Linked DNA regions of Homo sapiens: region 1 is linked to region 2. The links are chromatin contacts, found by Hi-C or POLR2A ChIA-PET in ENCODE. All regions are on one chromosome and are shown on one strand. The core of a region is the stretch at or near the end of the contact, and the rest is flanking DNA. Distances in the headings are between cores, read along the strand shown. Region 1 holds the start of ICMT (isoprenylcysteine carboxyl methyltransferase). Region 2 holds the start of CALML6 (calmodulin like 6).

Region 1 (6,369 bases), core at 2,635-5,134, 4.3 Mb after region 2:
AGCAGCCCTGTGACACTGAGCCAGGTAATCTGCTTCAGTTCTGTGGGAGAGAGACATCAACGACACACGGGGAGTGAAAACACTGGCCTGAGCTCCCCTTCGCACTGCTTAAAATTAACCTATTTTCCCGAAGACAGAAACAGAAAATGTGCTGCTGGGCAATCAGCATTTGTCATCACATTAAAATTTCATAAGAAAACACATTCCCCTAAGTTATGCTGTTCATCAATTTACTTTAAAACACCAATAAGCACAATGAAAGCATCATGGTAAAGAGATGCTCTCCTGCTACAGCTGATGGGCTCTCTGGTTCACGACCCCCGGCCACATGCTCAGTCCTTCATCTGGGGACAAGTATAGCTAAGAGAAGCAAAAAAGGGTCCAAGGTTTCCACCCTGAATCCCAGGAGCCACATGTATTTCATTTCATTGGCTGTGAGACATTCAATTTCAGAGTGCATTCCACATACGGAGGCTTTTATTTTTTGAGACGGAGTTTCACTCTCATTGCCCAGGCTGGAGTGCAATGGCACAATCTCAGCTCACTGCAACCTCCATCTCCTGGGTTCAAGCAATTCTCCTGCCTCAGCCTCCCAAGTAGCTAGAATTACAGGCATGCACTACCAGGCCCGGCTAATTTTGTATTTTTCGTAGAGACGGGGTTTTACCATGCTGGTCAGGCTGGTTTCAAACTCCTGACCTCATGTGATCCACCCACCTCGGCCTCCCAAAGTGCTGGGATTAAAGGCGTGAGCCACTGCACCCGACCTTGTTAGTAAACTCTTTTTTTTTTTTTGAGATGGGAGTCTCGCTCTGTCACCCAGGCTGGAGTGCAGTGGCGCGATCACGGCTCACTGCAACCTCCGCCTCCCGGATTCAAGCAGTTCTCCTGCCTCAGCCTCCCGAGTAGCTGGGATTACAGGCATGTGCCACTACGCCTGGCTTTTTTGTATTTTTAGTAGAGACGGGGTTTCACCATATTGGCCAGGCTGGTCTCGAACTCCTGACCTTGTGATCCACCCGCCTCGACCTCCCAAAGTGCTGGGATTACAGGCGTTCGCCACCGTGCCCGGCCAGTAAACTCTTACATGAAACGTCTAAATATCATCTGATTATAAAATTAGAATCACAACTACTCAAGGTTGGGGCTTCAAATTAGATGGTGCACTATGTGATGCAAACTTTAAAGCAAAAGGTCAGCACGTCCTCGAGTCAATATCCAGAGGCAGAATTCATGAGCGGAGCTCATCCTTTATAAATAGCTTAGTGAGGATAGAGGTCTGCGGAAAATCGCTTGGGGGAGATTAGACCTGAAAGGTGAATCAATGTCACTGTCCTCAGCCTGAATGGGAGCCACCCTTTTCCCCTCCAGAGGGGGACATAAGGCACACGAACCTGGCCAAAAGATATTTTCAAGTGTGAACTCTAACCAAGAAGAAAGAGCAGCTACTGTATACTCCAGGCTGTGATTCAGGAGAAAGGAATCCAAGGACAGACTTTTGGGATTATTGACTGCTGTCACCAAGTATTCAGAATAGTGGAACAATGACAGGGAGCACATGTACCTATTTAAAGACAAAAAGAGAGTTAAGTTGGGACAAGAGAACCAAGTTAACCATAAGTGCACATCTGGGTCTCCTGAGCTGTCCCTAAGTCTATGAGGCCCTGTTCTCACCTGTCTGAGAGTGGACACAGGTACCCATCTGCAGCATCTACTACCTCAGGTTTGCAAAAAGTGGAGTTTTTAAGGGGCTGTTTTTGTTTCTGGTGTTTTGTTTTGTTTTGTTTGAGACAGAGTCTCGCTGTGTCGCCCAGGCTGGAATGCAACTGCGTGATCTCAGCTCACTGCAACCTCCGCCTCCCAGGTTCAAGCGATTCTCCTGCCTCAGCCTCTCAAGTAGCTCAGACTACAGGTGCCCACCACCACGCCCAGTTCATTTTTGTATTTTTAGTAGAGACAGGGTTTCGCTATGTTGGCAAGGCTGGTCTCGAACTCCTGGCTTGGCCAGGCTGGTCTTGAACTCCTGACCTCGTGATCTGCCCACCTCGGCCTCCTAAAGTGCTGGGATTACAGGCGTGAGCCACCGCGCCCGGCAAGGGACTGTTTTTGAATGTCACAGGCAAAACAAACCCATAGGTCACAGAGGCATTATGGGCCCTTCTGTCCGTTAAAAATGACACTACACACAATAAAACATGAAAGAGGGAGATAACAACATAAAGGAGTGATGTATGTCGGATACAAAATTTAACAAAACTGAAATAATTCCGGCAAAGAAGGATTAGATGGCTCAAAATATTGATAAGAGGAGATAAAACTTTTTACCTTGAAGCCACTGGTTCATATCCAGGTCAGACTAGAAGGCTCAAGGGACTGAAATCATAGTGTAGGGAAAAATCCTACAGTGGCTGTGGGGATGCACTAGATGTGACCTAATAGAAATTAGAGATGAAAAAGGCCCATGAAGACAAGCCAGAGCCCTGCCCCTGCCCGCCACCGAGGACCTGCACCCCTTCCGGGAAGGGCTGCTCAAGTTACGGAATGCTGTCACCACAGCTGCGGATGACAGCACCTTTGGGGGTGCCAGGGAGATCTGTTTCTGCCTGATTCACAATCAACCCACAGGCACGAAATCACAAGGGCTGAAATGTGAGCAACTAGGGGGAAGCCAGGAGACTTCGTTTCCAGAGAACCCTGAACAGCCTTCTGCCGGTCACAGATGAGACAGGGATGAGGAAATGCCGCTACAGACCCTCTGATCTGTCCACCCTCGCCTGAAAACCAGTATTTCCGAAGGAATTCTTACCAGCCAAAGTGACTCCAAGAAGACTGGCTAAAACTTAGCAGCGTGCCGCAGCCGAACACAAACCCCAGGAAACAAGCTCGGATGGCTATCTGAAAGGAACCCAAGAGAAGCTCAGTCATTCACAGTCCTCAGAGTACAGATCTGGGCTGCTGACCTTCCCGGAATAGGCAACCCACAGGCAAGCAGATAGAGCCGATTTGCTGAGGTTGAAAGGGAGAAGTGGGCGACCTGGGTTCAAATTCTGCACCCACCGCTCTCTGGCTGTGTGGCCTCCCAAATTATTTAACCTCTCTGAGCTTGCTTCCCCATCTACAGCCAGGGGATAACAGTACCTACCTTTTAGGACTGCAGTAAGGATTACCCACGTAAAACACTTAAGACTAACTGCTACCTACATTTTAGCTGTCATTATTATTATTATTCGTGATTACTATTCAGGGCTGTAGGAAAACTGCTTAAGCCTAGTTTATGAGGTCAGGGCACCCGGGCCTGTGCGCCCAGCCCCACCCACGTCACTGCGGGGCCTTTGACCTGAGACAGGGCAGCAGGTAGGTCTCTGCACCTTAAGTTACATAAAAGCACTCGCGGGCTCGCTCACTCCACCCCACGCGCACCTGCTGAGCTGCACAAGCTGCAATTTAACAACCCACTCCTCGGGTGCAGGGCGCCCGAGCCCGGAGAGAGAGGGTCCCCTCCTGCGACCTGAACTCGCGGATGAAGAGCGCGCGCGTGGGAGGCCACTGCGGGCCCGGGGAGAAAGGTGCCCACGCGCCGCGCCAAGCGGACCGCCGCCCGCCCCGCCGGCCCCCGCCGGCCCCCGCCGGCCTGCACCTGGTAGCGAGGCGGCCGATAGAGCAGCAGCAGCAGCGCGTTGAGCCCGGCCACGTAGAGCGCCAGCCCGGTGCGGCCCTGCAGGCCGGCGCGCGTGAGCAGCGGCAGCGCGAGCACCGAGGCGCCCAGCAGGAAGGTGGCGAGGCTGAGACGCGCCTCAGAGCCCGGCGGAGCCCGCGCCGCGCAGCCCGCCATGGCGCCGGGCGGCGGACTAGCGGGCGGCGGCGCCGGCTGTAGCCCGGAGAAACGCGCCGGCTGCGCCTGCGCACTGTGCCGCCGATGCCGGCCCGGGAAGGGCAGCTGCCCGCAGCTGCGCGCCGCCTGCCAGTTCTCGCGAGAACTCCGGCCCGCCCTGTTGCTGTCCGGAATTTGGCGGGAGCGCCCCGCCCGCCCGCCCCTCCCCGCCCCTCGGGGACATCCGGGCTCTGAGCCAGACTCTGTGCCGGGCGGGGGCCGGGAAGTGGTGGGAGAAGTCGCCGCCCGCGTCTGTCCAAACTTAGTCCCAAACTCAGGAGGTTCCTGTCCCAAGAAGCAATGTAAAGTTTGAAACGAGCCGAGCGCGGTGGCTCACGCCTGTAATCCCAGCACTTTGGGAGGCCGAGGCTGGCGAATCATTTGAGGTCAGGAGTTCGAGACCAACCTGGGCAACATGGGGAAACGCCGTCTATACTAAAAATACAAAAATTAGCTGGGCGTGGTGGCGCACGCCTTTAACCCCAGCTACTTGGTGAGGCTGAGGCAGGAGAATCGCTTGATCCGGGGAGACGGAGGTTGCAGTGAGCCGAGATTGTGTCACTGCACTCCAGCCTGGGTGACAGAGTGACACTCCATCTCAAAAAAAAAAATTTTGAAACGGCCGCACCCTCGCCGGCCCTGCGTCGTCCCCGAAAACCAGACGCCCTGGGGCGCGGGGCCAAGTGCGGCGACCTCCTGCCCTCCCTCTGCGGCTCCCTGGAAACCGGCCTGGACAACGGCACCTGGGCATCCATGCAACGGGACCACCGCCCGCTTAAATTCCTGTTGTGGAACAAGGCTGGACGGTGATGGGAATGCTCAGGATATGTTAGGTTTTCTTTTTTTTTTGAGACGGAGTCTCGCTCTGTCGCCCAGGCTGGAGTGCAGTGGTGCGATCTCGGCTCACTGCAAGCTCCGCCTCCCGGGTTCACGCCATTCTCCTGTCTCAGCCTCCCGAGTAGCTGGGACTACAGGCGCCCGCCACTGCGCCCGTCTTATTTTTTTGTATTTTTAGTAGAGACGGGGTTTCACCGTGTTAGCCGGGATCCATCTCCTGACTTCGTGATCCGCCCGCTTCGGCCTCCCAAAGTGCTGAGATTACAGACGTGAGCCACCGCGCCCTGCCTATATTAGGTTTTTAAATAGCAGGAGGCAAAGCTTTTCGGTGTGATCCTGACTTCACTTGGGGAAAAAGGGCAGGTATCTGAGCCTGGGAAAATGATCAAGCTATCAGCCAAAATGGTATAACGCCGACTATATATGTACCTTTTTTTTTTCTTTTTTTCTTTTTTAGACACAGGGTCTCACTGTGTTGGCCAGGCTGGAGTGCGGCAGTCTGGAACTCCTGGGCCCAAGTGATCCTCCAATCAGCCTCACAAAGCACTGGAATTACAGGTATGAGCCACCACCCCTGGCCTATCTTTAGGTAGTGGCACTCTTGGTGATTTTTATTGTCTTTATCTGTTTTTGCAGTTTCCATACTGCCTACAATGAACACAGGATACTTTTTTTTTTTCAGATGGAGTTTTGCTCTTGTTGCCCAGGCTGGAGTACAATGGCGCAATCTCGGCTCACTGCAACCTCCGCCTCCGGGTTCAAGTGATTCTCCTGCCTCAGCCTCCTGAGTAGCTGGGATTACAGGAGCCTACTACCACGGCCAGCTAATTTTTTTGTATTTTTAGTAGAGACGGGGCTTTACCATGTTGGCCAGGCTGGTTTCAAACTCCTGACCTCAGGTGATCCACCCGCCTCGGCCTCCCAAACTGCTGGGATTATAGGCATGAGCCACCGTGCCCGGCCCATAGATTACTTTTATAATCAAGTTTTTCTTTACTTTTTAAAGAGTAAATTCTCTCACCTCAGGTAGCTCAGAGAGCTGCGCTGGAGGAGAAAAGCCAGTAAGTGAACAACTGGAATAAACTCTGCAGGGGTGGCAGTGGGGGCAGAAGGAGAGCAAGGATGGGGAGCAAAGAGGGACCCCAGGGGAGGCCCTCAGCTTGGAGGGCGGCAGGGCGAGGAGGCTGCGAGGAACAGACGCCAGAGCTAGGCCTTGGGGCCCTTGGGGATGGACAGCCTGCCCTCCATTGGAAATGAGATCAAGGAGGGAGTGAGGGCTTGGCGTTTGAAAGGCACAGAGGCGGGAGGGAGAAAGGCTGAGAAGGGATGGGGACAGGCCCTCGGGGAGGCTGGCATCAAGTGGTGGGTCAGCGAGAGAGGCAGGCGGTCTGTGAGCCCTGCATCTGAGCCCCTCTCCACTCTTGTCCCTGCAGGTCCTGGCAGGAGCTCTGGTACCTGGGAAGCTGGATGGAGAGCCTGGGCCAGAATCCCGGACCCCTCACCTCTGCGGCCTAGCTTTGTGACCTTGGCAAATCCATTCTATGCACCTCCATTTCCTGTACAGTGGGGATCCTTATTTCTCTGGCACAGATTGGTATTTGTTCTGTAAAGCCCAGTACCACTTTATTTTATTTTAGTTATTGATTTTTTTGAGACAGGGC
Region 2 (5,852 bases), core at 2,020-4,519:
CCTCCAGGGAAGAGCTGATGTTGCAGCCGTCTGGAGGCAGAATTCCTTCTTCCTTGGGGGACCTCAGTCTTTTCTCTTAAGGTCCTCAACTAACTGGATGCGGCCCCCCCCTACATTATGGAGGGTCATGTGCTTTACCCAAAGTCTACTGATTTAAATACTTTTTCTTTTTTTTTTTGAGGTGGAGTCTCGCTCTGTCTCTCAGGCTGGAGTGCAGTGGCACGATCTCGGCTCACTGCAAGCTCTGCCTCCTTGGGGTTCACGCCATTCTCCTGCCTCAGTCTCCCAAGTAGCTGGGACTACAGGCGCGCACCACCATGCCCAGCTAATTTTTTTATTTTTATTTTTAGTAGAGACGGCATTTCACCATGTTAGCCAGGATGGTCTCGATCTCCTGACCTTGTGATCTCCCTGCCTCGGTCCCCCAAAGTGCTGGGATTACAGGCATGAGCCACCATGCCCGGCCTACTGATTTAAATACTAATCACATCTATGAAACACCTTCATGCCCGCCCATATTCATTGCAGCAGCAGTTCCAACAGCCAAGAGGTGGGAGCACCTAAGTGTTCATCAGCAGATGGTGGATAAACCGAGTGTGGTCCATCCCGAGAATAACATTTTACTCAGCCTTAAAAAAGACGCCTATTCCAGGCCGAGTGCGGTGGCTCATGCCTGTAATCTCAGCACTTTGTGAGGCCCAGGTGGGCGGATCACAAGGTAAGGAGATCGAGACGATCCTGGCTAACACGGTGAAACCCCGTCTCTAGTAAAAGTATAAAAAATTAGCCGGACTTGGTGGTGGGTGCCTGTAGTCCCAGCTACTCGGGAGGCTGAGGCAAGAGAATTGCTTGACCTGGGAGGCAGAGGTTGCAGTGAGCTGAGATCGCGCCACTGCACTCCAGCCTGGAGATAGAGCGGGACTCTGCCTCAAAAAAAAAAAAAAAAAAAAAGTCGAATTCTTTTTTTTTTTTTTGGAGATGGAGTCTCACTCTGTCACCCGGGCTGGGGTGCAGTGGCGCAATCTCGGCTCACTGCATCCTCCACCTCCCAGGTTCAAGCAATTCTCTGCCTCAGCCTCCTGAGTAGCTGGGATTACAGGCACCTGCCACCACGCCCGGCTAATTTTTTTATTTTTTTATTTTTTTTAGTAGAAACAGGGTGTAACCATCTTGGCCAGGCTGGTCTTGAACTCCTGACCTTGTGATCCACCCACCTCGGCCTCCCAAAGTGCTGGGATTACAGGCGTGAGCCACCACACCCGGCCCCCGGAGTCGAATTCTTAAAAACAGAAAGTAGAATAGTGATTGCCATAGGCTGGGGGGCGGGGGGTGGTGGAAGAGGGCAGATGCTGTTTAATGGGGGCGGGGGTCCGTTTTGCAAGGTGAAAGGTTCTAGAGATCTGCTGCATAACTGGGTACGGCCATGAACACAACTGCACTTGCACCTGAACGTGGCTGAGGCAGCATTCTAATTGTTACAGGGTTTTTCTCTTTTTCTGTTTTCTTTTCTTTTCTTTTTTTTTTTTGAGATGGAGTCTCGCTCTGTTGCCCAGGCTGGAGTGCAGTGGCGCGATCTCGCCTCACTGCAAGGTCTGCCTCCTGGGTTCACGCCATTCTCCTGCCTCAGCCTCCGGAGAAGCTGGGACTACAGGTGTCTACCACCACGCCTGGCTAATTTTTTTGTATTTTTTTTAGTACAGTCGGGGTTTCACTGTGTTAGCCAGGATGGTCTCGATCTCCTGACCTCGTGATCTGCCCGCCTCAGCCTCCCAAAGTGCTGGGATTACAGGCGTGAGCCACCGTGCCCAGCCTCTTTTTCTGTTTTCTTATGGAGAATAGCCCTTCGGTGATCAGAAGAGACACAAGAAGGAAAATAAAGATTGGATGAGTCTCAGGTCCTAGAGATACGGGGTATGTCCGAAGGCCACACAGAGGCTGGTCAGCATGAGGAGAGAGGGTTAGAGGGCGAGGACCTGTTCTGCTGCTTGTACTGGGTCTTGGATATGGGTAGAAGCCTAGATGGAGAGGAGAGAGGTTGATGGTGGTTGTGGCCATGTTGCCCCTTCCTACGGGCGGGGCGGGGGGTGTGCCCTCTGCTTTAAGTTGGGCTCCAGGGGTCACAGCTTTGAGTTTCACTCGTAAGCCCATCAGGATGTCTGGAACCTTCAGGGCTGTGGCCCAGGAATGTCAGACGCTGGAAGCCTGGGAACGGAGGAGGCAGAGCCTGCTGTCCACTGGCTGTGAGAGTTGTTGGGGTGGGGACTTGTCCAGGGCCACGAGGCCAGTGCAGTTCTCTGTGTCTCTGTACCCAGCTGGCCTGTACCTGGAGACCCTGAGCCAGAACCCAGGATGGGCCCTGGCCTGGGTGCTGCGGCTCCCTCCATTCTATGCCCCTGGGGGAAGGTGCTCAGTGCGTGAATTGTTCCCTGCCCCAGCCCAGGGGAAAGCTGAGGCCAGGGAGCAGCCAGGATGAAGGTCAGGGCCTCCCTTGGCCCCACCAGACCCAGGGCCGCTTCCCTCCAGCCCCGGCTCCCGTTTGGCTGGAGGTGCCCTGGGCCATTGGCCTGCCCTCGTCAGCGTCAATCTTGCAGTCTCAGCAGCTGGCCTGGGTTTCAGCGGGAGCCATCCTGTAGCTGCAGGTTTGCTGGCAGGCAGAGGGTTGGGCTGGCGGGGGACACTGAGTGCCCCACCTGCTCAGACTCTTCATGCCATCAAGGGGCCAGTCGGGGGGCAGGTGTGAGTGTGACCCTGAGGGCCCTGACCTGCCACTGCAATCCTCACACTCTTGCCTGGGTGGGGCAGGGAGGAGCTGGACCCTGGCTTTGGGAGTCTGGTGGGTAATTAGACCCAGACAGGGAGGGCTCAGTGCGGGTCTGAGGAGGGAACACACGTGTGCAGGCGTGTGCTCCACGGTGGCATGTTGATACGGACCAGCCTGGGCACCAGGCCCCCTCGGGAGCCAGCTTTGCTGTTCTGAGTGGAAGGGAGATCAGGTTTCCCTGAGAAACCCCAAAATAGCCCCCAACTGTGCCTGGCTTCCAGCGGGCAGCCCAGCCCCCAGGCCCTGTTTTGCTCCCTTTCCCCCTTCACCCCCAGCCCATGTCCTGCTGTCTCCTCCCTGAATGGTGGACCCTCAGCCCCTCCTGTACAAGATGGTCAAGCGGTGCCTCATGCATTTGTTCATTCGACCTGTCCTGAGAGTTTGTGACATGCTGGCACGGGGCCAATGTTGAGTCCACCAGGATGGGAGGGTGGCCAGGCTCTGAGCCACTGAGCACCAGCTGGCCAGGATGGGTCTTCAACAAGAAATCTCACTGGTAAGTGATGACAGCATGGGACCAGGGTCCCATGAAGACCTGCTGGAGGGCCGCACCTCTGGGAAGGTAGACTTGGAGCTTGGTCCAGTGAAGAGGGAACAGCACGGGGAACAGCGTGTGTGAGGGTCCCGCCATGTCTCAGCCCTTTCCTGGCCCCCGCACTTAGCCTTCGGTGCCCATCTTCAGGGTCAGGGGAAGCCCAGGCCAAAGCGGGCCGGGAAGGGGCCCTGTGGATAAGGCCGAGAGCCTGTCCCAAAATAGGGCCGGCAGGATTTCCCACCCATAAAAGGCTCTTGGAATCTGGACCCCGGGGACCCCAGGCAGCCAGGCCCAGCTAAAACTCAGCTGCCACCACTGCCCCAGCACTCTGCCCACAGCAGCCCTGGTGTCACCACCCTGCAGAATCCTGTCAGACAACCACCGACATGGTAAGGCTGCTCTCTGTGCCCGATGGAGTCTCTGGTGGGCTGGCTGGGTAGGTTGAGCTGGAACCTGGAGGTGCAATGACCTGCCACGGAGCCTGGGCAGGAAGGGGCTGAGGTAGAAGAGGGGGCCAAGCCCTGCTGCCACCAACACAGCCCTTGTTCCGGGGCCAGGGTGGAGCAGCCCTTTCTGAAAGCTGGCTCCCAGATGGGCAGCAGCAGTGGTGGCAGGCAGGTGTGGCCCGGTGCTGGACTCTCCCTCCGGAATGCCACACAGGCTGGAGCCCAGGGTTCTGCTTCCTGGGCTGTATCCCAATCCTGGGCTGGAAGCCTTTCCCGGGCCAGGGCTGGGCTCCTCCCCACCCTGCTCTCGGCTTCCTTCACCTGCCTCACCTGGTGTCCATTGCCAGGCTCCAGGGCCGCTGCCTGGCCCGCCTGGCCCTGCAGCTGCTGCTGTTCCCTCGCACGCTGGCTCCTGCCTGTCTGGCCCTTGCCCCTGTTAGCTGCCTGGCAGAGCCCTGCTGGCCCTGCAAACCCCTGGCGTGTGACCCCTTGTCCTGGAAGCCTGCTCTCCGCTGGGGGCCTCCTCTCTTACCACTCACCTTGAAAGGCTGCCAATGGAGGAATGGGTGCAGGGGGTACCTCTGACCCTTCCCTGGACACAGGGGCAGAAGGGGCTCCTGGTCAGGCCGGTGCGGGTGTCCCCTGCAGACAGAGCGCCTGTCGGCTGAGCAGATCAAGGAGTACAAGGGAGTCTTTGAGATGTTCGACGAAGAGGGCAACGGGGAGGTGAAGACGGGGGAGCTGGAGTGGCTCATGAGCCTGCTGGGTATCAACCCCACCAAGAGTGAGCTGGCCTCAATGGCCAAGGATGTGGACAGAGACAGTGAGCTCATGGCTGGAGTGGGGTGGGCAGCCTCGGGGGGGCCCTGGGTCAGGTGTCAGTGCCTACGGGGGGAAGAGGCAAAGCCCATGGGGAGTGCTGTGCCCCATCCCTTGAGCCCCAGCTGTGCCCCTTGCAGACAAAGGGTTCTTCAACTGCGATGGTTTCCTGGCACTAATGGGAGTTTACCATGAGAAGGCCCAGAACCAGGAGAGCGAGCTGAGGGCGGCATTCCGTGTCTTTGACAAAGAGGGCAAGGGCTACATTGACTGGAACACACTCAAGTAGGGCCCGGGTTGGGGGCGGGTGGTGGGCGGGCACGGGCAGGGCCGATGGAGTGGCTCAGCGCCAGGCCCCGTAGGTACGTGCTAATGAACGCAGGGGAGCCCCTCAACGAGGTGGAGGCGGAGCAGATGATGAAGGAGGCCGACAAGGATGGGGACAGGACCATCGACTATGAGGGTGAGTGGCCTGGAGCCCTGGGAGCCGTTGGCTGGGCCGGGGCAAGCTGCTGACCTGCCCCTCTGTTCCCAGAGTTTGTGGCCATGATGACGGGGGAGTCCTTCAAGCTGATCCAGTAGGTGCAGCTGCCGCAGCCGGGGGAGGCCTGCCCGGGAAGGCTGCTGCCCCTGCCCCCTGGCCCCCACTCCCCCGGCTCCGTGTAAAATAAATGTTCCAGCCCAACCTGTGTGTGCCTCACTGTCCCAGCCTGGGTTGGGGGGCAACAGGCAAAGGCGTGGGGCTGGAGAAGGAAAAGAGTTTTCCTGGCCCAGTCACAGAAACAGCCCCAGTCATTTCTGCCACGACACCTGACACCACCCATTGCCCAGCTCAGGGCTAGGAATGCCAGCCTGAAACCTGGACTGGGTACAGGCCGGGGACCACACGCTCGCCCTTCCTGCTTGCACTGGGGGTTGGCTGCCCAAGGGTTCCTCCCAGAGCCCTGGAGTCCCAGAGTCCTTCCCACATAGGCAGAGACCACTTAAATACAAACTTTATTCTCTCTCCAAGAAGATGCAGACGTCACAGGTGGCCCTGAGCTCCCACCCGAGGCTTAGGCCCAAGGGGCCTCTTCCAGGCTGAGGGCCTGCTGGGGCTGGGCCAGGGGCTGAGGCTGAAAGCAGCAGCCTGCCTAGTGGGTGACGCCAGGGGCCGGTGTAACATGGCACCGAGGTTGGGGCCACAGCAATGTGTGGGACGGTGGGGTGGGCTGGGGCCCTTGGCTCCAAG

What was found. Hi-C counts contacts between places; a loop is a spot of excess contacts on that map. ChIA-PET counts read pairs that join two places held with the same protein, here RNA polymerase II (POLR2A).
Region 1: a map with no recorded cell type shows a loop between it and region 2 (10-fold over the local background). The contact joins the promoter of ICMT here to the promoter of CALML6 in region 2. A Hi-C loop is called at or near these places in 1 of 37 single-sample maps with no recorded cell type. POLR2A ChIA-PET finds 5 or more read pairs at or near these places in 1 of 52 experiments (H1).

What each region holds. Positions count from the first base shown.
Region 1 is chr1:6,232,080-6,238,448 of GRCh38, forward strand. It overlaps ICMT (isoprenylcysteine carboxyl methyltransferase), which reads right to left and starts at 3,885. Exons shown (of 5, transcript NM_012405.4): 1 at 3,638-3,885; 2 at 2,807-2,895; 3 at 1,395-1,564; 4 at 1-40. The coding sequence starts at 3,832. ICMT-DT (ICMT divergent transcript) reads left to right here and starts at 4,161. Exons shown (of 5, transcript NR_103534.1): 1 at 4,161-4,257; 2 at 4,887-5,071; 3 at 5,166-5,266; 4 at 5,735-5,769; 5 at 6,142-6,369. RefSeq lists silencers at 3,554-3,613, 3,824-4,153 and an enhancer at 4,118-5,090.
Region 2 is chr1:1,911,991-1,917,842 of GRCh38, forward strand. It overlaps CALML6 (calmodulin like 6), which reads left to right and starts at 3,270. Exons shown (of 6, transcript NM_138705.4): 1 at 3,270-3,317; 2 at 3,695-3,745; 3 at 4,451-4,625; 4 at 4,762-4,906; 5 at 4,984-5,084; 6 at 5,157-5,306. The coding sequence starts at 3,291. The coding sequence ends at 5,203. TMEM52 (transmembrane protein 52) reads right to left here. Exons shown (of 5, transcript NM_178545.4): 5 at 5,601-5,852. RefSeq lists an enhancer at 2,091-2,777.